Regions from separate parts of the Homo sapiens genome. Here all the other regions are linked to region 1. The links are chromatin loops, found by intact Hi-C in ENCODE. Cell type or tissue: IMR-90. All regions are shown on one strand.

The links. Hi-C counts contacts between places; a loop is a spot of excess contacts. Peaks named below come from ENCODE experiments on the same cell type or tissue, not always from the same donor. Only the 100,000 strongest peaks of a DNase experiment are listed, where the experiment ranks them.
Region 2: a loop joins it to region 1, with 14 times the contacts of the local background. A loop is called at or near these places in 28 of 110 quality-filtered maps.
Region 3: a loop joins it to region 1, with 2.9 times the contacts of the local background. A loop is called at or near these places in 9 of 110 quality-filtered maps.

What each region holds. Positions count from the first base shown.
Region 1 is chr18:35,405,020-35,413,019 of GRCh38, forward strand. LOC105372063 (a long non-coding RNA gene) reads right to left here and starts at 4,055. Exons shown (of 3, transcript XR_935376.3): 1 at 3,654-4,055. In IMR-90, a CTCF peak has its summit at 3,044 (motif pointing right); a DNase peak (open chromatin) is centred at 3,052; H3K27me3 peaks cover 1,262 bases.
Region 2 is chr18:35,946,769-35,954,768 of GRCh38, forward strand. It overlaps LOC105372066 (a long non-coding RNA gene), which reads right to left. Exons shown (of 4, transcript NR_188032.1): 3 at 5,910-6,031; 4 at 5,035-5,269. Among named protein-coding and RNA genes, the nearest start is that of MIR3929, 17 kb to the left of the region's middle. In IMR-90, a CTCF peak has its summit at 3,810 (motif pointing left); a DNase peak (open chromatin) is centred at 3,793; H3K4me3 peaks cover 605 bases; H3K27me3 peaks cover 650 bases.
Region 3 is chr18:35,699,025-35,707,024 of GRCh38, forward strand. It overlaps GALNT1 (polypeptide N-acetylgalactosaminyltransferase 1), which reads left to right. Exons shown (of 12, transcript NM_020474.4): 10 at 3,873-3,971; 11 at 4,485-4,619. The region is part of intron 2 of LOC105372064 (a long non-coding RNA gene); the gene reads right to left. Among named protein-coding and RNA genes, the nearest start is that of MIR3975, 110 kb to the left of the region's middle. RefSeq lists an enhancer at 4,081-4,375. In IMR-90, no CTCF peak of the experiment used is centred here; no DNase peak of the experiment used is centred here.

The DNA.
Region 1 (8,000 bases):
ATGAGAACAATCTTGAAACAGAACAAATTTGGAGGTCTCATACTTCCTAAATTCAAAACTTATTCCAAAAATACGGTAATCAGAACAGTATGGTACTGGTGTAAAGACAGACCTACAGACCAAAGGAATAGAATAGAGAGCTCAGAAACAAACTACCCCACACATAGTCAAATGCTTTTTAACAAGGATGCTGAGACCATCCAGTGGGGAAAGTCTTTTCAACAAATAGTGCTGGGAAGATTGGATATCCATATGCAAAAGAATAAAGTTGGACCCTTACACATCATACAAAAATTAACTTAAAATGAATTAAAGACCTAAATGCAATAGCTAAAGCTATAAAACTCTCAGAATAAAACAGGGGAAAATATTCAAGACATTGGATTTGGCAATGATTTATTCAATATGAAACCAAAAGCACAGGCAACAAAGCCAAAATAGATAAACTGGACTACATCAAACTTTAAAACTCCTGTGCATCAAAGGATACAATCAACAGAGTGAGAAGGCAACCTATAGAACTTGAGAAAATATTTGCAAATCATTTCAGACAGGGTTTAATATCCAGAATACATAAAGAACTGCAATGCAACAACAACAAACAACCAATTAAAATATGGGCAAAGGTCTTGAGTAGATATTTCTCCAAGGAAGATATACAAATGGTCTAACAAACACCTGAAAAAATGCTAAACACCATTAATTAGGGAAATGAAAATCAAAACCACAAGATACCACCTCACATGCATTAGGATGGCTACTAGCAAAAAACCAAAGCAAACAACTGGAAAATAACAAGCGTTGGCAAAAATGTGGAGAAACTGGAACTCTTGTGCATTATTGATAGAAAAGTAAAATGGTGCAACTGCTATGGAAAACAGTGGTTCCTCAAAAAACTAAAAATAAAATTACCATATGATCCAGCAATTCCACTTCTGGGTATATACCCAAAAGAATTGAAAGCAGGATCTTGAAGAAATATCTGGACACCCATGTTAGTAGCAGCATTATTCACAATAGCCAGCATTATTCACAATAGCCAAAAGGAGGAAGCAACACACATGTCTATCAATGGATGAGTAGATAAACAACCTATGGTATTTAGTATAATGGACTATTATTCAACCTTCAAAAGGAAGAAAATTCTGACACATGGTACACCATGGGTGATCCTGAGGACATGATGCCAAGGGAAAAAAAGCCAATCACAAAAAATACAAACACTGAATTATTCTTCTTATATGAGGTACCTAGAGTAGTCAAATTCATAGAGACAGAAAGTAGAATGGTGATTGCCAGGGACTGGGCGGAGGGGGAGGTGGCAATGGGCAGTTGTTTAATGGGTATAAGGTTTCACTTTTGCAGAATTACAGGAGTACTGGAGATTGTTTGCACAATGTGAATGTAGTTGACACTACTAAACTGTGCATTTAAAAATAGTTAAGATTGTAAATTTTATGTCATGTATATTTTAACACAATTAAAAAAATGAACAGAGCCTATAAAACAATATTTATGGATAAAATTATTGAGAAACCAGTAAAAAAAATTTACTGAAACACATTAAAGAAGACCTAAATAACTGGAGTGAATTCCATATTCATGGACTGATTATACCTTAATTGTAACCTATCGTAACCTAATATTGTAAAAATGGCAATTTTTCCCAAATTAACTTGTAGACTTAATGTAATCCCAATAAAAATTGAAACACTTTTTATGGAAATTGAAAAATGAATACTAACATTTATATGGAAATACAGAGTTAAGAAGAGCAAAGACACTCTTGAAAGGAGAATGTAGGTGATAAGACTTGCTCTACTGGTTATCAAGATTCATTAAACGGGCCAGGCGTGGTGACTCACGCTTGCAATCCTAGTACTTTGGAAGGCTGAGGCAGGAGGATTGCTTGAGCCCAGGAGTTTTAAACAGGCGTGGGCAACAAAGAGAGACCCTGTCTCTAAAAAAAGTTTTTAAAAATTAGCCAGACATGGTGGCATGCACCTGTGGTCCCAGCTACGTGGGAGGTTGAGGCCGGAGGACTGCTTAAGCCCAGGAGGTTGAGCCATATTTGTGCCATTGCACTCCAGCTTGGGCAAAAGAGTGAGACCCTGTTATCTCAAAAAAAAAAAAAAAAAAAAAAAAGAAGATTCATTGATTCATTAAAAGGTTGTAATAACTAAAAAAGTATGGTGTTAATGTAAGACAAATAAACATACCAATGGAAGAAATTAAAGGTACCAGGAAAAGATTCATACATACATGGGTGGCTTGACATGTGACACAAAGATCTTTGCAGAAGAGTGGGAGAAAGTTTTTTTTTCAATAAATGATGCTGAATCAATTATCTAAATGGAAAATGGAAAATAAAATTGACCCCTACTTCATACCATACACAAAATCATTTTCAAGTTAATTATAAACCTAATTGTAAAAAGCAAAATATTAAAGATGATGGAATATAATATAAAAACATTTTCAAGATATTGGGATAGGGAGAGATTTTAGAAATATGACACTAAAACTCTAATCTCAAAGGGAAAGAAAAAATGATAAATTCAGCTTATTAAAAATTGGGATTTTTATTTATCAAAAGACATGCAAATGTGGAATTCCAGGATGTTAGCTGTGCAACAAATGAAAAAGTAGTCTCAATTTGAGCAGTAGCACTGAGAATAACTCCAGTAATTTTTCAGAAGGAGAATTATTGGAGAATTCAGACTTGTTTAACAATATTGAGAGGACCATACAGCTTCAGTAGAGATTTTAAGCATTAATTTTGATAAGTACCTAGAAAACTAAGCAAAAAAATAAAGCAAGGTTATGATTTTTCAGGAGCAAAAACACAGAAGGATGTTTCCAGACAAGGAAAAATAATTATACAATACAATCTACCTGGTTCATTTGTGAAAAAATTTGCAAAATCATACTATGATGAAGACATATCATTACATTGTATTGCAACTGTATGTTAGAGGAAGAGGATGAACTAAATTCCCGTTTTCTGAGGTAGTATTATAGTATTCTTTGCCTTCTTCTCCACAAGAGGGCGCAAGGTGAATGAACCTTTCCTTTTGTGGCCTGGTCTTCATACTCTGCCGTTGGCATTTCAATCTAATCCACAAGTATTTTCAAAGCAATGGCTCTTTTCAACTTGAAAAGTGGAAAAGTGGTCTGTAATGGTCTGTAACCACCTTTCAGACCCTAAGCCTGGGTCTAGGAGAGCATTTCCGATTGAGCTTGTCTGCTATGCAATGCACTGGCGTAATGGAAATCATGCCAGACCAGGGGTCATCTAGCATGGACTGTCCTGCTGAGGCTGTCCCCTCCTGGCCAGGGCATCTGAGGCAAGTGAGTTGGCCTCTTGGAGTCTCAGTTTCCTCATCTGTAACATAAAGGCAATTAGAGTAATCACCTCATAGGATTGTCCTGGGAAATAAATGAGGTAGAGTTCCCTAAGTGTCTAAGAAATATTTTATATGTAAATTTTTACATATAAAATTACATATATTTTATATGTAAAAAAAGTAACTATTATTATTTTTACTATTAATTCCTTATCTGTGAAACTCTAGAGGGATTGCCAAGGGGGGACTGAGTGACCTCCAAGAGTCTCCTCCAAGATCTTTTTTCTGAGTTTGTCAATGACTTACCATGCATGCTGGTCATTTTCTATAATCTATCTGTAAAGCTTCAGAAAAGAAGAGGAGACCTCTGAAGAGGAGGGACACGCTGTTCCCAGGAATCTGCTCCAGCAGATTTTCTGTCCTGCTGGGCCCTGTACCCGCCCTCCATGCCTGCTGTGTGCTGTGGGGCTGGAAGTATGTGGCCAACACATCCCACAGTTTTGGTCCTGGTCTCAGCTTGGTCCTGCCAGCAGTGGAGAACAGAGGCGGCTTTGGTTTAGTGCTGTCCATGCTGGCCACAGCAGCAGCCTCTGGCTCCCGGGGCAACGGGTAGCTGGTGTAGGCTTGGGGCCAGCCGGGTCGGTAATGACTTCTTCATCTCTAGTTAACCCTCCTCTATTTTCCCCCTCTGGCACCCCTCCAGCCACACCCACCAGCCATTGCAATACCTTGGTAAATAGTTCTTTGCCCTGAATCCTTCTCTGCTTGAAAGAACAAGTGGTTTCTGTTCTCAGACTGCACCTTGATTGATGGGTGCAGGGGCTTCACCATCTGGAAAGCTCTCCCCAGGCAAGTGGGGTGCACAGCCCAGCCAAACCACAGTCATCATCACCACCTCTTCTCACATGCAGGTTTCTAGACATTAATATGAGCCAGGGGGCACCATACGGGTGTTATTTGTATACACCTGGTGTATACAAATATATTCATTTCTATTGTGGTGTAAAATCCCATACAGCCTGCAATGGGGCAGCCTTTCTGGGCCTGAGGAGTGGGTCGAACCTTTGCTAATGTTAAATTATCAGGTTGTGTATTCCCCTTTAGGATGAGTGTTTCCTTGCTTTCTGCTGCCTTCCTGCTTTAGAAGCACAGCAGCCATGAAGCACTAAACTTCATCGCGCACACAACCAGGCACTGCAGGATTTTGAAAGGGTGCTGAAGGATAGATACGGGCTGATTCCCAAGTCATGCTCGAGACTCCCTTATGAAGGAGGCTGCCAAAGACTGGTTTTGTGACCCTAGCTGGCCTCCTATCTTTGACCTAGAAAGAGGTTTCAAAGGCTGAGAAAAGGCTAGTGGTGAGAAGGTTTTTGAGAGGGTTGCTGGGAGGGGCCTGCATGATACCTTGAGGGGCAAAGGGAACGTGGGAGTGTTTCCCAAGGACCTGATTTGGGCGGCTCCACTGAGAAAGCTGGCTGGGGTCATTTGATATCCCACCCAAGAGAGCTGCCTGAAGAGCAAAACTCCGCAGCACAGTAAGTCTGAGGCTCCTTCATCATATAAAGGCTCAGGAAGGTGTCTTGAGTGACCAGCTGGAAAGAGAGCCCCAGAGACTAAGGAGTCTCTGAAAAAAACCTACGAAGTTCCTTACAGGGAGGAAAGAACTTGCTTCAGAGAGGGCTGATTCCAGATCATCACAAAGTTCCAAGTTATGTGAGAATCCTGCTGCCCCACCCTCCTTAGCTCCACCCTGGGTGTGGCCAAAACCCACAGCAAAGGGTGGAGCTGAAGAAACAAAAGAGCTTGGAGAAGAAAAGAGAGAAATGTATCAGGACGCGTCTCCCTGCAGGTGGCTGGTCTGCAGTGGGTGCCTGCCATGCAGAGGAGGGAAAAGGGAAGAACTAACCCCACTGTAGGGGAAATGAATGATGCTTTCTCATCACTTTCCATGAAGCCCCTTTGCTCCACATAAAGGCCAGGCTGGCAACGCATGCTGAGGTTTAGAGTTCATGGGGTGGCTAGGAGGGGTGGCAATGGCTTTGGGCTTTATTGTGGTTCAAGATCCTGAGCCCAAGAGGGTTCCAGCACCACCCCTAGGAGTGAGGGACTTTGCTTCTACCTTTCTCCAGGAACAGTGGGTCTCTGCAGAGCTTGAGGTGGGTGGGAGAGAGGATTTGAGAAAGGGGAGGGTGGAAGTAGACCATTTAGGGGAGGAGTGTGAACTTGTCCAAGGATTGTGGTGAGCCTGCAGGGTAGGGCTGCTGCTCATCTGACATTTCGGAAGGGTCTTCCTGGCTGTGACGTTGCTGTCCCTCAGCACCTGCTCCTCAGGTCTGATGGGGTTGATGGTTCTGGTTAACCAGTGCTGACGTTTCGCCCCAGTGAAGACAAAGTATGCAAAGTAGGTAAGGTCATTGGAAAGCAAGTGGGGCTAGCCCAATGAGGAAGAAAGTGAGACGTTGGCCCTACAGACCACGCCCAGTGAATGGAGGAGTTGGAGCCAGGATTCTATAGTGAGCAAGAACCATGGGGGCTTATGATGACCGAGCTTCAGGCTCCCAAGCAAGCTGTTGAAGGTGGTGCATTTACTTGTGAAGTTAGGCTGTGGGTGTCAGTAGCTGAGGTGTTGAGGAGGGAGAGGATGGTTGTCAACATGATAGAGGACTGGGAACCAGAGTGTGTGGTGCATCTACGGTGCTGAAGTGACAGAAGGTGGAGAGGAGCAGGTTGGTCAGGTGCGAGTCACCATGCAATGAGGAGGAGGAGATGGAAGGGGGTAGAGTCACCAAGTGGAGGGTCATGCGCGGTGAGGTTTTCAGAAAGCTCGACTGGGAGGGAGGAGAAATGGATCAGAAAGGGATTTGGATGGTTGGAATGACCGGAATTATCTGATTACTAAGCGCGTGCGCTCTCTCTCTCTCTCTCTCTCTCTCACACACACACACACACACACACACACACACACACACACACACACAGCCTGAGCTGACCAGGGCCTGGACCATTACTCAGCCCAGACAGACTGACCCTCCTAATGCTCCAGGTCACAAATGCCCTCCAAGGGCTCTTGGGCTGGGAAGTGCTGCAGAAGTAGACAGGGAGGGCCTGAAGTATTCTCCCTCAGCCGTCCCTCCTTTATTTAAAGTACAGAATTATTTGCTTGGTGCAGGGGCTAGGAAGGTGCCATACCAGGAATCTCTAGTGGCATTTTGTGGCTCATGGGTGGCTTAGGCTGGGGTGAGCCTCGGCAATGGCACCCCTCTGCAGTAATCCTCACCCTCCTGCAGGAACTTCAGACAAACTTCAGTTCACAAATACTCATCGAGTGCTCATGGTCGGGGAGGTGCTTTGCTGGATGCCTTGAGGGATCAGCCCTGCCTCCGAGAAGTTTCCAGACCTACAGAAGACAGAAGGCTTGTCTAAGAGTCACCTGAGTCACACAGTGTGAAGTGTGAATATTCACACATAAGGGATGCACAGGGGTTGGTGGAAGACTTCCTGGGAAAGGCAGCTTCAAGCTGAGCTGGGAAGGAGGGTAAAGTCTTGACAGAAAGGGAGAAGATTTCCAGGCTGAGACTGGCAATTGGACAAAATTGTAGTTAATAGGTTCTGGTGATTAAACCCGCCATAGGAGGATAGTGTCTTCTGCTGCTTGTCTGTATTACACACATGTGTGTAAGCAAATTGGAACCAACACATCTGCATGGTTCTTTTCCCACAGTGGAGGAGAGTTTCAATATGTTAATGTCATATTCCTCTTAGCAATGTTGAGACAGTGAAATCTTATTCAGCATTCTGGTTTGACATATTGCTCTGTGCTTGCATGGAATATCAGATGTGATCATAATTTGTAGACAAGAATCTTGCCTATTTTACATTTTCTGTATTCTGTGCAGTAGGCATGTCCTTAGTGACCCCATTCTCTTCTAGCTGACTTCATTCTCTTCCCTCCTGTTTTGTTGAAGGTCCTGGGGGCTCTGTCCTCACTCCTTTTTCTTCTTTCAGGAGAACCTTTGACTCCCATGGCTTTGATGACTCCTCTCCTGTTGGAGGATTGGGAGTGAAGAAGGAGAAGACTCTGTAAATCAGGGGAGTGTGTCAGGCCTTGAGTTAGACACTAAAGGTTTGTTGAGGACGGAGAGAGTGAAAGAGTGGCAGAGAAGCAAAAAACAAAGGTGGGGTCTGCTGCAGCAGATGCAGCTGGTGCAAGCAGGAGGAGGCCTGAAGGTGATTGCAGGGGCCAAGGAGAGATGCTGTGAAAGGCTGGGGATAGGAAGTAAAAGCCAGATTGCAGCTGGGCCAGGTGTGAGAACAAGGAGGAAGCAAGTTTTTTTTTTTCAAGAAATCTGGACAAGAAAGGGCAGGAAGAGATGGGGCAATAACTGCAGAGGGAGTGTTCTTATGATGAATGAGGCTTGAGCATGACAGGAAGCCTGCTTTTTCTTTAAATGCTCCTTGGTTGTAGTGTGTTAAAGCCAAGGTAATAATCTAGTCAGACTGCATGGAGGGACTTGCTCAGGTTTCTCCCTCTGACACGATGGTAGCAGGCACCTAAGCACATGCATACCACAGTGCTAGTGGTTCTTTGACAAACCTCTGCCCCAAGAGAGTCTAGGCTGGGCAGCAGAGAGTGCCTGTATTATTTAGAAGCAC
Region 2 (8,000 bases), 540 kb after region 1:
CAAAGAGCCCAATTAATGAACTTCACTTCTTGACCATCTGGTATTTGGAGGCGGAGAGCCAATTAATTGTGTTTCGGCACAATTCAGCAATGATTTACTATTTCTGATCATTTCTATAAGTTGACAGGGCTCAACTGGGTGGTTCTTGCATCCCACATGGTATCAAGTGGAGTTTGACTGGGACTGGTACACTCAAGATGGCTTCATACACGTGACTTATGCCTCAACTGGGGTACTTGGAATAGCTGGGGACTGGCTAGGCCTCTCTTCACATAGTTGTTCATTATTCAATAGTTTACTCTGGGCCAGCTGTGGTGGCTCACACCTGTAATCCCAGCACTTTGGGAGGCCGAGGTGGGTGGATCACTTGAGCCAAGGAGTTCAAGACCAACCTGGGCAAAATGGCGAAACCCTGTCTCTACAAAAAATTAGCTGAGTATGGTAAAGTGCACCTGTAGTCCCAGCTACTATCGAAGCTGAGGTGGGAGGATCACCTGAGCCTGGGAGGTTGAGGCTGCAGTAAGCTGTGTTCACACCATTGTATTCCAGATATATATATATATATATTCTAGTCTAAGCTTCTTTACATGGCAGCTGGATCCCAAGAGGGTAAACAGAAGCAGCAAAGCCTAGCAAGGCCTTCCAATACATTCTATTGGTCAAAGCAAGTCATAGGGCCAGCCCTGACTAAAGGAGAAGAGAAACAGACTATACCTCTTGACAGGAAAAAATGACTTAAGCCTACAAAAATTATTGGCAGCCATCTTTGCAGACATTCTACCACAAAATTTAAATGGAAGTTGTTAAATTGTATTCAGCTACCTTCTCCCTTTCTTCCTACTTCCTGCCTAGAACATGAGTGTCATGACTAGAACTTCAGCAGTCATCTTGCAACCACCAGGCAGCCTGAAAGATGAGAACTACACACTGAGGATAGCAGAGAAGAAAGAGAGGAGTCCAGGTTCCTGATGAGCTAGGGGAGCTGCCACACCCACCAAGGACTGCCTATTTACAGAGTGTTTACACATTGGAAAAAATATAAAGCTCTACCTTACTTACATAATGATTATTTGGTTTGTCCATCATACAAAACACAGTGGGCACAGGCTAAAATGTGAACAACTAACAGAAGGAATTTCATAGCCCATAATGCAACATTTGCTGATGCGTTGTATTTTTTAAGAATATAACGAGAAGCACATACTCTGATTAAATTGCTAAGTTCCATTACAGTCTTATAAAATATATTACAGCAAGCCTCAAGCTAAAGGCTTATTGGCAAGTACCTTGCCTCTGAGGTACAAGGAATCCGTTCCTGGGGGCTTATGAGAAAATGTTAGGGGGCTCCTTAATAATTCTGTACAAACACTGCTTGAGAAAATACTATTAATGCCTTTCCGCCAAAACTAAGCTTGAGTACTTTTTCTAAACTCCTCACCGTTTAAGAAGAAATAGCATGCAAAGTTCAAATGAGGTCATCATATCCACCCCCTCCTGCCTCCCACCTAGTTTTTTCATTCAGCAATCAATCCCTCCCCAACAATTGAGGTTCAGTTGCTGTGTCTGATTCATGGAAGAATAACCTGTCTTTTCCTCCCCCTTCCAAATTTTTTAAAACACCAAGCAGTATAGGCAAGTTTTTGTTTGTTTGGCTGGTTGGTTGGGTTTTTTTTGAGACGGAGTTTGGCTCTTGTCACCCAGGCTGGAGTGCAACTGCACGATCTCGACTCACTGCAACCTCTGCCTCCCGGGTTCAAGTGATTCTCCTACCTCAGCCTCCCAAGTAGATGGGATTACAGGTATGTGCCACCACGCCCAGTTAATTTTTGTATTTTTAGTAGAGACGGGGTTTCACCATGTTGGCCAGGATGGTCTCAATCTCTTGACCTCGTGATCCACCCGCCTCGGGCTCCCAAAGCGCTGGGATTACAGGCATAAGCCACCGCGCCCGGCCGGCAAGTTTTAAACCACAAGAATAAGATGTCTTTTCACAGGTGTGCAGAGAAGGACCCCAGAACTGGGTAAATTGAGAAGTGGGACACACAGGTTTTGCAGGCCTGACTCGGACACACAGGTGTGAGCCTGCAACAACAAACAGCTCCTCAACCCTCAAGTACAAGAACAGGGGAAAGAGTGGCATTCTATATTTTTTTGAAAACTAGCTGAACTTGGTCTGCTCTTATTTTACCATTTTCATGTATGGTTTTGCAAATGTTTTACTTGACTTTAGCCTATATTTCAAATTATCGGAATGTTTTATATTCCCATCTATTTTAAACTAGTAATTACCTGTCTAAAACAAATGGACACCTTCTTGAAATAAATGTAATTAGATTATTACTGATACACACAGTATTATTGAGACTAAAAGTAAATAATTTACTGCTTGAACCCGGGAGGCGGAGGTTGCAGTGAGCCGAGATCAAGCCACTACCCTCCAGCCTGGGCAACAGAGTGAGGCTCCGTCTCAAAAAAAAAAAAGAGTAAATAACTTACTGTACTGTTTTGCAACACCTTAGCCCTACAGTCTAATCATTTACACAAAGCATTTTTCTAGAGATTCCACTCTGAATGTTCATCATGGCATAGAAACACAACACTTTGCAACTGATCTCCTAATCCAATTAAATGTTTGTATCTTATTTGGTCATTTGCCAAAACTTGTTGACTATGTGCTGCACACGTTTCTATTTCTACCGTGGTAACCTTAAAACACCAAGGATAACCAGCGGATTCTTAATTAATGACCTCCTCTGACTCCAGTGATCTGTCCAGGGTCATGTCCCACAGATGTCAACCAAGACAGCACTCCTGCCAGACCCATCTGGCTTTATTTCCAGGCAATTTCCTTTTTTGACTTCCCATATGTTTGCTTCTTGTCTTTCTGGTCTTTGCTTTCTGTTCCCAGTCTCTCTAACTCACTGTTTCAGCACACACCGACTTTCTCTTAAAACATCCCTAAAGTGATGGCTGTTTCTCATCATTTGTCCACGCAGTTAACTCAGAACTCAGGGACACTGACCCAGGCCTCCACTGGCTTCAAAACAAAGAGTTTGCCCAAGGTCCTCAAGGAAATTATTAATGCTCAGCTCTAATAAAATGACCATGCTCCCACCCCCTTCCCACACACCGTCTCATTAGCAGGGTTTATTTTTATGGGTAGTACTGTGAATCCACTAGGTAGAAGCAGGTCCTCTCGACGATCCCCTGACGACAGCCCTTGCAGACACGGCTATGCCCAGGCCCATCGCCTGGATCCTGAGCGCGTCTGGCTCTCCACGCCAACCCATTCTGCCCGCTGACTGCTTGAGTCCTAAGCCCGACGACCCTGCCCCAGACCCTGGAGACGCTGGACGCTGGCTCACCTGGATCCCACTCAGACCCGGGCGCGGGCTCACCTGGTCCCCCGCGGGCTTGGGCGTACGCTCATCTGGATCCCACTGGGACCCGGGCGCAGCCTCACCTGGTCCCCCGAGTTCCCGGGCGCGGCCACACTGGGTCCCCCTCCTGCTCGCGCCGCCCTGGGCGCCCCGGAGGAAGCTCTGTGCGGCTGCAACCCTGAGTCCCAGGCGGAGCGGTCAGCGGAGAGTTCCAGCCAACTTATTCCGTGCGCCTCGAAAGGGAGGGTTGCTGGGCGTATAGATATTCTATTTCGCGGGGCCTTTGCGCTCCGAGTGGCCCCTCTAGGCCAGTTCCTCCGAACGCTAATCGGGGGCTCCGCGCTCTCCCCTCGCTTCCCTTTGCTTGGGGAATTGGCAGCGGGGCGCAGGGATCCATCGGAAACGCAAAACTACTTTTTCCCCCTGCTGGTCACTGTGAGGAACTGCACGTGGTGGAACTAACCTGTAAGTAAGGATTCCTTCCCTCTAAGGAGAGAAGCTTGGGGTCTTTCCTCCCCCATCAAAGGCTTCGAAAACTCCCCCTTTTATTCCGTTTCTTTTATTTCAACTGTCACATTAAGAGATAGCAACTCATTTTTAGGCTTCAGATTAATGAGAATAAGTAAAATTAAAACATCCCACTAGAGCGTTTAAAATTTTTTTTCTCTTTTTAAATTATGGAAAATTGCAAACGTGAAAGTAGGCAGAAGAGTATAATGAGGTTCCAGCTTTTGGTAACGGTGGACTAATCTTCTTGCAGATAAAAGTTATACAATCTGGCTGGGCTCCGTGGCTTACTCCTGTAATCCCAGCACTTAGGAAGGCCAAGGCAGGCGAATCACTTAAGGTCAAGAGTTTGAGACTAGTCTGGTCAACATGGTGAAACCCCGTCTCTACTAGAAATACCAAACAAGAGAAAAAAATTAGGTGGGCGAGGTGGTGCACCACCTGGGCGACAGAGTAAGACTCTGTCTCAAAAAAAATAAATAAAATAAAATAAAAATTATACAATCTGAGCAAAGCATTTTTAAAATAATGTGTGAAGGTATTAGAGATTGATCAAAAGAAGGCAGAAACTGTAGGAAAACCACCCTTGAAAAATGAATGAAAATTGTTGGGATTTGTGAGTTTATGGCTTTTGACATGAGGGCAACCCCCAATCAGTGAGCAGCTCCAGCTGCAGAGAGCCATCGCTTGATTGACTTGAAGTGGACAGAAAACAGAGTTTGAGACTAGTAGAATTGGAAAATTGGGGCCAGGAGTGGTGGCTCACACTTGTAATCCCAGCACTTTGGGAGGCCGAGGTGGGCAGATCACCTGAGGCCGGGAGTTCGAGACCAGCCTGGCCAACATGGCGAAATCCTGTCTACTAAAAACACAAAAAATTAGCTGGGCATGGTGGCAGATACCTGTAATCCCAGCTACTCGGGAGGCTGAGGCATGAGAATTGCTGGAACCCAGGAGGTGGAGGCTGCAGTGAGCCAAGATAGTGCCACTGCACTCCAGCCTGGGTGACAGAGGGAGACCTTGTCTAAAAAAAAAAAAAAAAAAAAGGAAAATTGGGAAGAGGTAATTCTAGAAGGGAAGAATATATAGAGAAGTATGTGTCATGTTAGTTTTCTCTTGGCGCCATAACAAATTAACCACAGCTTAATAGCTTAAAACAACACAAATTTATTACGTTACACTTCTGGAGGTACAGGGCTCATTGGGCCAAAATCAGGGTGTTGACAGGCTGTGTTCTCTATAGAGGCTGCAGAGGAGAATCGATTTCCTGCTCACTCGGGTAAGACTGAGTTCCCTGATTTCTTGCTGGCCGTGAGGTGAGGGTCATTCCAGCTTCTAGAGGCCCATGCTGCATTCCTTGGCTTGGGACCTCCTTCCTCCATCTTCAAAACCAAAGCCGGGAACTATCAGTCAAGTTCCTCTCACACTTCAAATCTGTCCTCTTCCTCCCATCTCATCTCTCTGACCCAGCCTGGAAAAGTTCTCCCCTTTTAAGGATTTGTGTGATTAGATTGGGCCCACCTAGATTATCCAGGATAGGATAATCTTCCCCATTTTAAGTCAGTAACCTTAATCACATCTGCAAAATCTCTTTTGCCATGTAAGGTAACGTATTCATAGGTGCCAGGGAATAGGACGTGGACATCCTCAGGTAGCCATTAAGCTGCCTACCAGAATCTACCCTCTGATCCCTCAAATATGTCGCAGCTTAACATCAATAACTATATTAAATATAGCCAGGTGTGGTGACCTGTAATCCCAGCACTTTGGGAGGCCGGGGTGGGTGGATCGATTGAGCTCAGGAGTTCAAAACCAGCCTGGCCAACATGGTGAAAACCCGTCTCTACCAAAAATACAAAAAATTAGGCCAGGCACAGTGGCTCATGCCTGTAATCCTAACACTTTGGGAGGCCAAGGCACGTGGATCACTTGAGGCCAGGAGTTCGAGACCAGCCTGGCCAACATGGTGAAACATCATCTCCACTAAAAATACAAAAAGTAGCCGGGCGTGGTGGCACACACCTGTAATCCCAGATGCTCGAGAGGCTGAGGCAGGAGAACCACTTGAACCCAGGAGGGGGAGGTTGCAGTGAGCCAAGATCATGCCACTGCACTCCCACCTGGGGGATAGAGCAAGACTCTGTCTTCAAAATAAATAAATAAAAGGACTATATTAAACATAAATACACTAAACATGCTAATAAAAAGACAGAGATTGTCAGACTGGATTTAAAACAAACCAAAAACAAGACCTGGTTGTATATTATCCACAAAAGATGACTCTTAACTGCAAAAACATAAATAGGTTGAAAGTAAAAGAATAGAAAAGGATACACTGTGTAAAAAGAAAGAATAAGAAACCTGAGGTGGCCAACAAGCATACAAAAAGATAATCAACATCACTAATCATAAAAGAAATGCAAGTCAAAATCACAATGAGATATCACTGCATACCCACAAGAAGCGCCATCATCAAAAGAACAGAAAATAACAAGTGTTGGCAAGGGTGTGGAAAAATTGGAACCCTTGTGCACTGCTGGTGGGAATGTAAAATGCTGCAGCCATTACGGAAAACAGTATAGAGGTTTCTCCAAAAATTGAAAATAGAATTACCACATGACCCAGCAAACCCCACTTCTGGGTATGTATCCAAAAAACGTCAAAGCAGGATCTCAAAGTGATATTTACATATCCATTTGTCCATTGCAGCATTATTCAAAATATGCAAGAGGTGGAAGCAACCCAAATGTCCATCAACAGATCAATGGCTAAAGAAAATGTGGTACACATACAGTGGAATGTTATGTAGCCTTTAAAAAGTAAAAAATCCAGCCGGGCACGGTGACTCATGCCTGTAATCCCAGCACTTTGGGAGGCCAAGGCAGGTGGATGGCCTGAGGTCAGGAGTTTGAGAGCAGCCTGGTCAACACGGCGAAACCTCATCTCCACAAAAAATACAAAAAAAAAATTAGCTGGGCGCGGTGGCGTGCACCTGTAGTCCCAGCAACTCGGGAGGCTGAGGCAGGAGAATCGCAACTCCACTCCAGCATGGGTGATAGAGTGAGACTCTGTCTCAAAAAAAAAAAAAAATAGTAGAAAATCCTGTTGTCACTACACTATGGACGAAACTTGAGAATATTATGCTAAGTGAAATAAGCCAGTCACTAAAGGACAAATACTGTATGATTCCACTCATTTGAAGTATCTAAAGTGGTCAAAAATCATAGAAACAGAAAGTAGAAAGGTGGTTGCCAAAGGCTGGGGGGAGGAGAGGAGGAATTAGTGTTTAACAGGTGTTGAGTTTCATTTTTGCAAGATGAAAAAGTATTAGAGAACTGTTGGACAACAATGTGAATAAACTTAACACTACTGAACTATACAGCTAAAAATGGTTAGTATAATAAATTTAATGTTATGTATTTTTAAAATACAATTTTTTATTCTTAATCTTTGTGAGTAGTGTTATGTGTTTTTAATAATAAAAGAAATCTGAAGTGACTATATGTTTATGCAACTAAAATCAGAGTTTAAAAATAACAAGCAAAATTAGCAGAACTAAAGAGAGAAATAAACAAATCCATACTCGTAATGAAAGATTTTGATACCCTGCTCTTGAAAAGTGATAGAATAACTAGACCAAAAAAAAAAACCCAGTAAATATATACAATATCTTTTAAAAGCACTATAGATCAGGGATTGTTGAATTATGGTATATGAGACAAATCTCAAAAATAAAATTTTAGGCTGGGCGTGGTGGCTCACACCTGTAATCTCAGCACTTTGGGAGGCCAAGGCAGGTGGATCATGAGGTCAGGAGTTTGAGACCAGCCTGAACAACATGGTGAAATGCTGTCTCTACTAAAAATACAAAAATTAGCTGGGTGTGGTGGCACGCACCTGTAATCCCAGCTACTCAGGAGGCTGAGGCAGGAGAATTGCTTGAACCCAGGAGGCGGAGGTTGCAGTGAGCCAAGATCGTGTCACTGCACTCCAGCCTGGGCAAGACAGCAAGACTCCGTCTCAAAAAAAAAATTAGAAAACAGCCACCCCTATTCATTTATGTATTGTCTATGGTTGTTTATAGCAGCTTTTGCAGAATTGAGATGCAAAAGA
Region 3 (8,000 bases), 290 kb after region 1:
ACCCATCTGTCTCTGTATCATGTACTGCTACCCTGTCATTTCACTCATTTCTCCTTCCCAGGTCCTAAGTTGAAGTGGTCATATTTGCCTTGTCAAATCTATTGTTTTCAAATCTTATAACTAATGTATGCCCCCTCTAATTCTCTCTACTCTGAAATAATTTGGAATTATCATAACATAATTCATAGGGATGTATCATATCAAATTCCCAAGCCATCCTGTCAGTAGATACCTTCCTACTTGGTTAAGGAGAATATCAGGACCATATTGATATTCAGGAGTATCTACTTCAACCAAGAAAAGCTCCCTTCTTTTCCCATATCAAATCTGCCTTTTATTTAAGGGTTCCTGATAATTTAGAATCTCAGTTGCTGTTAGATGTCCTGATGACTACTGAATATGTTACCAAACAAGGCTCACTTCTTGCTTTTCTCTTTCCAGGATAGTCAAGAGGTGACTTGAAAGGAGTGAACTAAAGGAATTGGTAGTGTAATAAGACCACTGAGCAGTTAGCTGTAGACTGTGTGTACACCAAGAAATGGGATAAAATCCTCTGAAGAGTGGGAGACTCCAGAAAGAATCTAGCCCATTTGTTCCTTAAACTTCAAAATACCCCTTATCAGAAGGTTCTCACTCTTTTTAGAAGTCCAACAAATAAGACATTTGCCTAGAACATCCTTAAGAGCTAGTCCTCAATTCTTGAATGTATTTTCTCTTCCTTCTATATTTTCCAAATTCTGCTGTTTTAAAATTTTTTCAAATGTCAGATTTTGAATAACCAACCCAAATACCTATTTTCATCCCAGTATAAACTTGAAACAAGTATGTGTTGTCACCCTTTCTACCCTCCACATCTCATTAGAAAGCTGGTAATTGGTTATATAGTCTTAAAGCTATATGGAATTACAATTTTGAACATTTGATTCAGCATCCCTAGAAAATGTTTGTTCCTCATTTTCCCTTTCTCCAAAGGCTCTTCAAACTTAACTCCCGGCAAACAAACCTATTAGGTGGTCCTCTCCCTCCTAGAATCCTAGAGGACAAAACTTACCCCATAGTCAACCTAATTTTCCATGTCCTTGAGGAAAACATCTTACACACCCCATAGATGAGGTAGTCCACATGTATCACTACACAGAAAAGAATGTTCTCTGAAAACTCTATATTCTCTAGCCAGGCGGTATATAGAGGGACCCACCTGGAGAGCAGATGTCCCTTCAGCTACAAAGAAGCCACATATTTGTTGAGCCAAACAGAATCCTCTGTCCTCTAATGTGAAATTCACTTAGGGACTCTAACATCATAGCTGTGCTCTTTCAGAAGTGTAATCTCCAGTTTCTCCCCTTTACATCAGAGGAGTGCCTCCAGGCGCCACCAGGAGCCTGAATCTGGGTCTCTGACCATGCCACCCACCTCACCTGGGCCTCACTGACCATATGTTGTTGATGCAGTTTAGTTACTCCTCACTCTAACAGCTAATGGGAAGCAGTGGTTTCCAGTCCTTGGAGAAACTCCACTTTCAACATCTAATGGTCAGTAGTAACCCCAAAGGATAGAGGCCCAGATCTCGCATGTCAGGAATTAGTTATAGGAATCTTGTAAGGATGGTATAAGCTGTTATGTACAAATCTCTTACAAAATAGAGGCAGGGTCTCATCATGTTGGCCAGGTAGGTCCCAAACTCTTGAGCTCAAGGGATCCTCCTGCCTCGGCCTCCCAAAGTGCTAGGATTCTACATGCATGAGCCACCACGCCCCGCCAAGAATTGCATTTTTTGTTTTGAATTTTGGTAAAAGATAGGCAATTATTTAAGCAAATGGCCATTCCATATGAGAGCGAGAGAAGCTGAAGATAACACTGGTGTTAATCTAATAATTCCTGTGGCATTTATCATCTTTCTTTAGCCACCTTTATTTACATCTGCATTTGGGGGAAGAAATAGAGGAAAACAGGATTGGAGAGTTTATAATTTATATCAAAAGTATAAGGAAATAATTATTTTTTGTGAATATATGAGATAAATACTCATCTTTATCACAATATGAACTTTTTTTTTTTTCTTTAAGAGACAGGGCCTTGCTCTGTCACTTAAGTTGAAGTGCAGTGGCACAATTATAGCTTACTGCAGCCTTGAACTCTTGGGCTCAAGTGATCCTCCCACCTCAGCCTCCCGAATAACTGGGACTACAGGCGTGAGCCACCATGCCTAAGATTTGTATTTTTATTTTTTGTAGAGACAAGGTCTTGCTATGTTGCAAGTCTTGAACTCCTAGGCTCAGGCGATCCTACTGTCTTGGCCTCTTAAAGTGCTCGGGTTATAGACATGGGTCACTGTGATTGGCCCAATCTGAGCGAAATTCTTTTTCAAGTGAGATAGCCATCATCGTCTGGTATTAATTGATCACCTACCAGGATGAAGGAAGGTGTGCTTTATGCAAATTGGTATTTTACCATAAAATCTTTTATACAACCTAACACAACCTATTTATGAGGGAATAGGTTTCACAATTAATGGATAAAAAATGATGATGTAAATTATGTGGTAAAAGAACTCTTGGAAACATATAATGTATTGGACCCTGAGAAAAAAACATTTTGAAATTTCTAGCTTGAATAATTGGACAAGTTGTGGGAATAGTAATAAAAATAGGGATATCAGGAAAACGGGAAATTTTGGAGAAATGATAATGAGGTTTGTTTTAGGTAGCACTTCTCAAGAGGGGATGGGGTGGGGACGTATTAAAATGTGAAGATGATTAAGTGTTCATATTAGAAAATTGAGAAATTCTGTTTTGAACGAACCGAGTTTGAGATTTTGGTGGAATAGCAAGATGGATGTGACTAGTGATAAAGTGACAGTGCAGATTATTACTGTCTCTGAGCCTGTTCATGCTGGACTCTGAATTAGGTGCCTGGATACATTGTCTTACATAGCATCAGCACAGAACTGACATTAGCATAGAACTGACATTACCCCCCCAGTTCCTGATCTCAAAAGGTTTAGGTAACTTGTATTTAAACCTGAGTCTTCTATGTCAGAACCCTGGTTTTTATTCCTGGCTGCTTGGGAATATTGGAATAATATGCAGACTGTATATGTGTTTATAGAAGTAACTGGCTTTTTTGTGGTTTTAACTTTACCCCTACTTTATCTATCACACAAAATTAGTTACCTTTTTTAAAAAGTCTACATGACATGACAGATGTAGTTTCTCTTCTGGCTTAACCTGCTGACAGTACCGTACATAGGAATAGATTTAAGACTTTCAAACATCTGTTAATTTACCATATGCTTTTAAAACTGCAACAGTTTAGAGGAAACAAAATATCAAGGGGCATTACCTAAAATATTCCTCCTAATTCTGATGACTGACTTAAATTCCTTTTATGTAATCCACAAATGTCTAGTGAAAGAGTAGAGTTTGTACCACACTATGCTTAAGCTTCCAGGTAAGACAAGTTCCAAGCTCTTTGACTAGAGTCATCTTAGTCTCTCCTAAGTCATCAGAGTAGTTATCAGAATTAATGTTCTTGTCTTGATTGATAATAGTGTCATCAGGGAGTTAATTTTTTAAATCATTAACCAAAGTAGAGTTTGTTGAACTCAATACAAATTTGAAAGGAATAACTTGAAAAAAATGAAAAAAGAAATTGTAAGGATTTTCCCCCATAAACACAGAAAATTACATAAACAGTTGTAAGACCTTTCTAGACCAATGAATTTTAGATACTCAGACAGCGATAGGCCAATAGGCCATTTCAGAGTAGGGCCAGGGAAAGTTTAGGTTGATATTTAGTGTATATGTGTGTGTATCTGTCTGTCTAATTAACTTCTCCAACTCCTGATATTTTCATTATTTATTGTCCCATAGATACGAAATGTGGAAACGAATCAGTGTCTAGATAACATGGCTAGAAAAGAGAATGAAAAAGTTGGAATTTTTAATTGCCATGGTATGGGGGGTAATCAGGTGAGTATCTTAGAAAACTCTTAAAAGGGATAATTTTCAGATTGTTTTTACTTTGCCTTTTTTTTATACCATGACATCATTCAGGAAATATTTTCCTTCCTTTAAAGAGAAAATAATAAAGACTTTTAGGTGAAGGAAGCTTTCAATCCAGTGATTTTTTTTTTTAATGAAACATTTGTGAAAGGCCCATTGTGAGAACTATGTTTACATTGCTGAGCACAAAATTTATTTTGCCCTTTTTATTCAAACAGATGACAACCCTTGACAATACATTCAGTGTATACAGAGAGCTCAAGGTCATTTTTGCTTCAGCTTGTAAGCAAGAAAATGAGTAACATAACATCAATGTAAATTAGTGGTAGCTTTTCTGAGTCACTTTATTCTTCATTACTTTAATAAAGTACATAAATCATGTACCTTGAAATACTTGTATTTTCCCTGACAGCTAATTGGGCATTTAAAATGCTGACTAATTTATTTTTTCTGTTTATGTGTGTGCATTTTTATTTCCAGGTTTTCTCTTATACTGCCAACAAAGAAATTAGAACAGATGACCTTTGCTTGGATGTTTCCAAACTTAATGGCCCAGTTACAATGCTCAAATGCCACCACCTAAAAGGCAACCAACTCTGGGAGTATGACCCAGTGGTAAGTTATGCAGTTGCCTATAGTAATAAAATTATGTGTGTCACTGGGTATATTTATATACTTTATATCTAAAGGAATGAGTTCTTGTGGACCTTGAATATGGATCAAACTTGTCTTATACACTAAATATTGACAGGCGGGAAAAATAAGTAAAATAAATGTGTTTTAATCTCCCTAATAATTAAATTTTAGTCTTATAAAATCACAGTTGCCTCCAATCCCTGGGTCCTTGTTTACTGAGTAGCCACTGTTCCTTCTGTATGTCTTCAAGTTCTATAGTCTAGTTTGGGAGAAATGAGGCAGAAAGTAGGCTTTTAAAATTACTTAATTAAACACTTCAGTGAAAGATAAGTTTTAATTAATAAAGTTCTCTGGCTTGTGATGATTTCCCAGTGACATATATGACAGAACCTTTCCTATTTATCTTTCCTTTTGTCTGGAACCTTTCTCTCCACCACCATCAAATGGGCTCACATGGAAGTACTTAAAAGGTATTAGTTCAATTAAAGCATCCGTGGTAAACCTCTTTCCACCTATTTGCCTAATTTTTCAACTTGTGCTTTTGCCAGGTTCTGGAACCAGCACCAACATCTTCAATATTTCTTTCTCTGGTTCTTTTTAATTTGGCTTAACTTCTGTAAGGCATTTAGTGCCACTAAACAGATGACTTTTTTTTTTTTTTTTGAGGCAGGGTCTTGCTCTGTCACCCAGGCTAGAGTGCAGTGGTACAGTCACAGCTCACACAACCTCCACCTCCCAGGCTCAAGCTATCCTCCCACCTCAGCCTCTAGAGGAGCTGGGACCACAGGCACACGCCATCATGCCTGGCTAATTTTTGTAATTTTGTGGAGACAGAGTTTCACCATGTTGTCCAGGCTGGTCTTGAGCACTTAGGCTCAAGCGATCCACCCGCCTCAGTCTCTCAAAGTGCTGGGATTACAGGCATGAGCCATCATATCTGGCCTGATATTTTCTAATTTATTTTTTTTTATTTTTTATTTTATTTATTTATTTTTTTGAGATGGAGTCTCGCTCTTATCGCCCAGGCTGGAGTGCAGTGGTGCAATCTCGGCTCATGCAACCTCCACCTCCCTGGTTCAAGCTATTCTCCTGCCTCAGCCTCCTGAGTAGCTGGGATTACAGGTGCCCGCCACCATGCCCGGCTAATTTTTGTACTTTTAGTAGAGACAGGGTTTCTCCATGTTGGCCAGGCTGGTCTTGAACTCCTGACCTCAGGTGATCTGCCCACCTCGGCCTCCCAAAGTGCTGGGATTACAGGCATGAGCCACTGCACCCAGCCTGGCCTGATATTTTCATATCCTCTTATGCCTTGGCCATAAGATGCACTACTGTTTAGGTTCTTCTCTTAGTTTGCTCTCTGTTCCTTTTGTTGGCCTGGCTCTCTCTCCTTCTTCGTCCTACTCCTTAAATGGAAATGTTGTCCCAAGTTACTGACTTTGGCCATCTTTCCTCCCTTTACTGTGTCATACACCAACCATGGTCTACTTTAATCATCAATATGCTGTTCTCTGAACATACCTTATACTTTCCTAGTTCACATCTAAGATAATATGCTTCCCTCTGCCTGACACACCTTACCCATTCTTAAGAACCCAGCTTTGACATCACTTCCATGAATCCTAACCTGAAATTAACTCTGTCAATCTTAATTACAGTCATCTCTGACCTCTATAAAGCTGTACTTGTTTGTAGTTATTTATCTAGCAATCTTTTCTCCACTATTAGATTGTTAGATCCTAGAGGACAGAGATCATCTTTTATAAATCCTGGGTCTCCTTTCACAATGTCAGGCTATAGAAAAAATGATATTACCTATAATAATAGCTCAGTTAATATGGCCATTGGAAATGGCCTGAATGCTCTGTTCTAGGGTTTCCCATGGTATGTGCCACTGCCATTTTGGGTGTGACTGCCCCATGCATTGCAGGGTATGTAGCATCTCTGGCTCCAGATAGTAAGTGCTAGTGGCACCCCATAGCCATTGTGACAACCACAAAATTTTAAAAATGAAAAACCTCTTAAGTTTATTGGAAAATGACAGTATATTAATTAGGCAGTATTTTTAGAAACCTATTTATTATAGCTAAAACAAATAGGGATTTATTTTTCTTACATAAGTCTAGAGGTAAGTAAATTCAGTGGCATAGTGATGTCAGGGATAACGTTGTTGTAATATTCTTAGCTTTTCCTTGTGGCCACAAGGTGGTTGCTGCAGCTTTATCGCATCCCAACTCCAGGCAGAAAGAAAAGGGAAAGAGGAATGGTACACTACCACATGTGTTGCTCTTTATTAGCAAAGTAAAAGGTTTTTCTGGAACCCCCTTAGCAGGCTCTGCTTATGTCTTATGGACCAGAACATCCCATGGTGACCCCCAGCTGCAAAGGAAGCTGGGAAAGCAAGTCTTTGGTTTTCTAGTCGTTAGAGTGTGAGATGGCCAAGAGATAGAGGGATTGGGAAAGACTGTTGGCTAGCCAACCTACACAGTCTACCACAACAGTATTCCAAAAGTAAATGTTTGATGAAACAGGTAAGAAGCTGGAGATAAGAGTATTTAGAAAGAGCCGGCCGGGCGCGGTGGCTCAAGCCTGTAATCCCAGCACTTTGGGAGGCCGAGGTGGGCGGATGACGAGGTCAGGAGATCGAGACCACAGTGAAACCTCGTCTCTACTAAAAATACAAAAAATACACCATACAGGCATGGTGGCAGGCACCTGTAGTCCCAGATACTCAGGAGGCTGAGGCAGGAGAATGGCGTGAACCCAGGAGGCGGAGTTTGCAGTGAGCCGATACCGCGCCACTGCACTCCAGCCTGGGCGACAGAGTGAGACTCCATCTCAAAAAATAAAATTAAATTTTAAAAAAAAGAGCCAGTTATGAGTGTGAAGTTTTAAAACTTCTAGATCGCTTTGCAAGGTTTTTTCCTGCTGAGATAAAACATTAATGCTGGGGATTGATTTCTCCCAGAAGCAGACTCGAAGATAAAGTTGAGCATTCAGGATGTTTGTTAGGGAGCACTTTCTGGGCCAATATCTGTAAAAGGAATACCTCCCTCTCCCTGGGCAGAGGGAGAAGTTGAGTTGCAATGCAGGTCCAACAGCCTGAGCAGACTACAGGGAAAGCACTGGAGGGGAACAGCCCATCAGAATCGTCCTGCCTCCATCCATTGAAAACTTAACAGTCTAGAAAAATAACAGAATACTTATGTCCATTATCTGTAATCTAAAATCATGAATTCTTAGATTTCAAAGCAACCCTAGAAATTAAACCCAGGATACTTTTTATACAAGTAGAAATTGAAACTCAGAATTAATTTCCCAAGGAAATTAATTGCCCAAGGTCTCTGAGCAGCCAGATAGTAT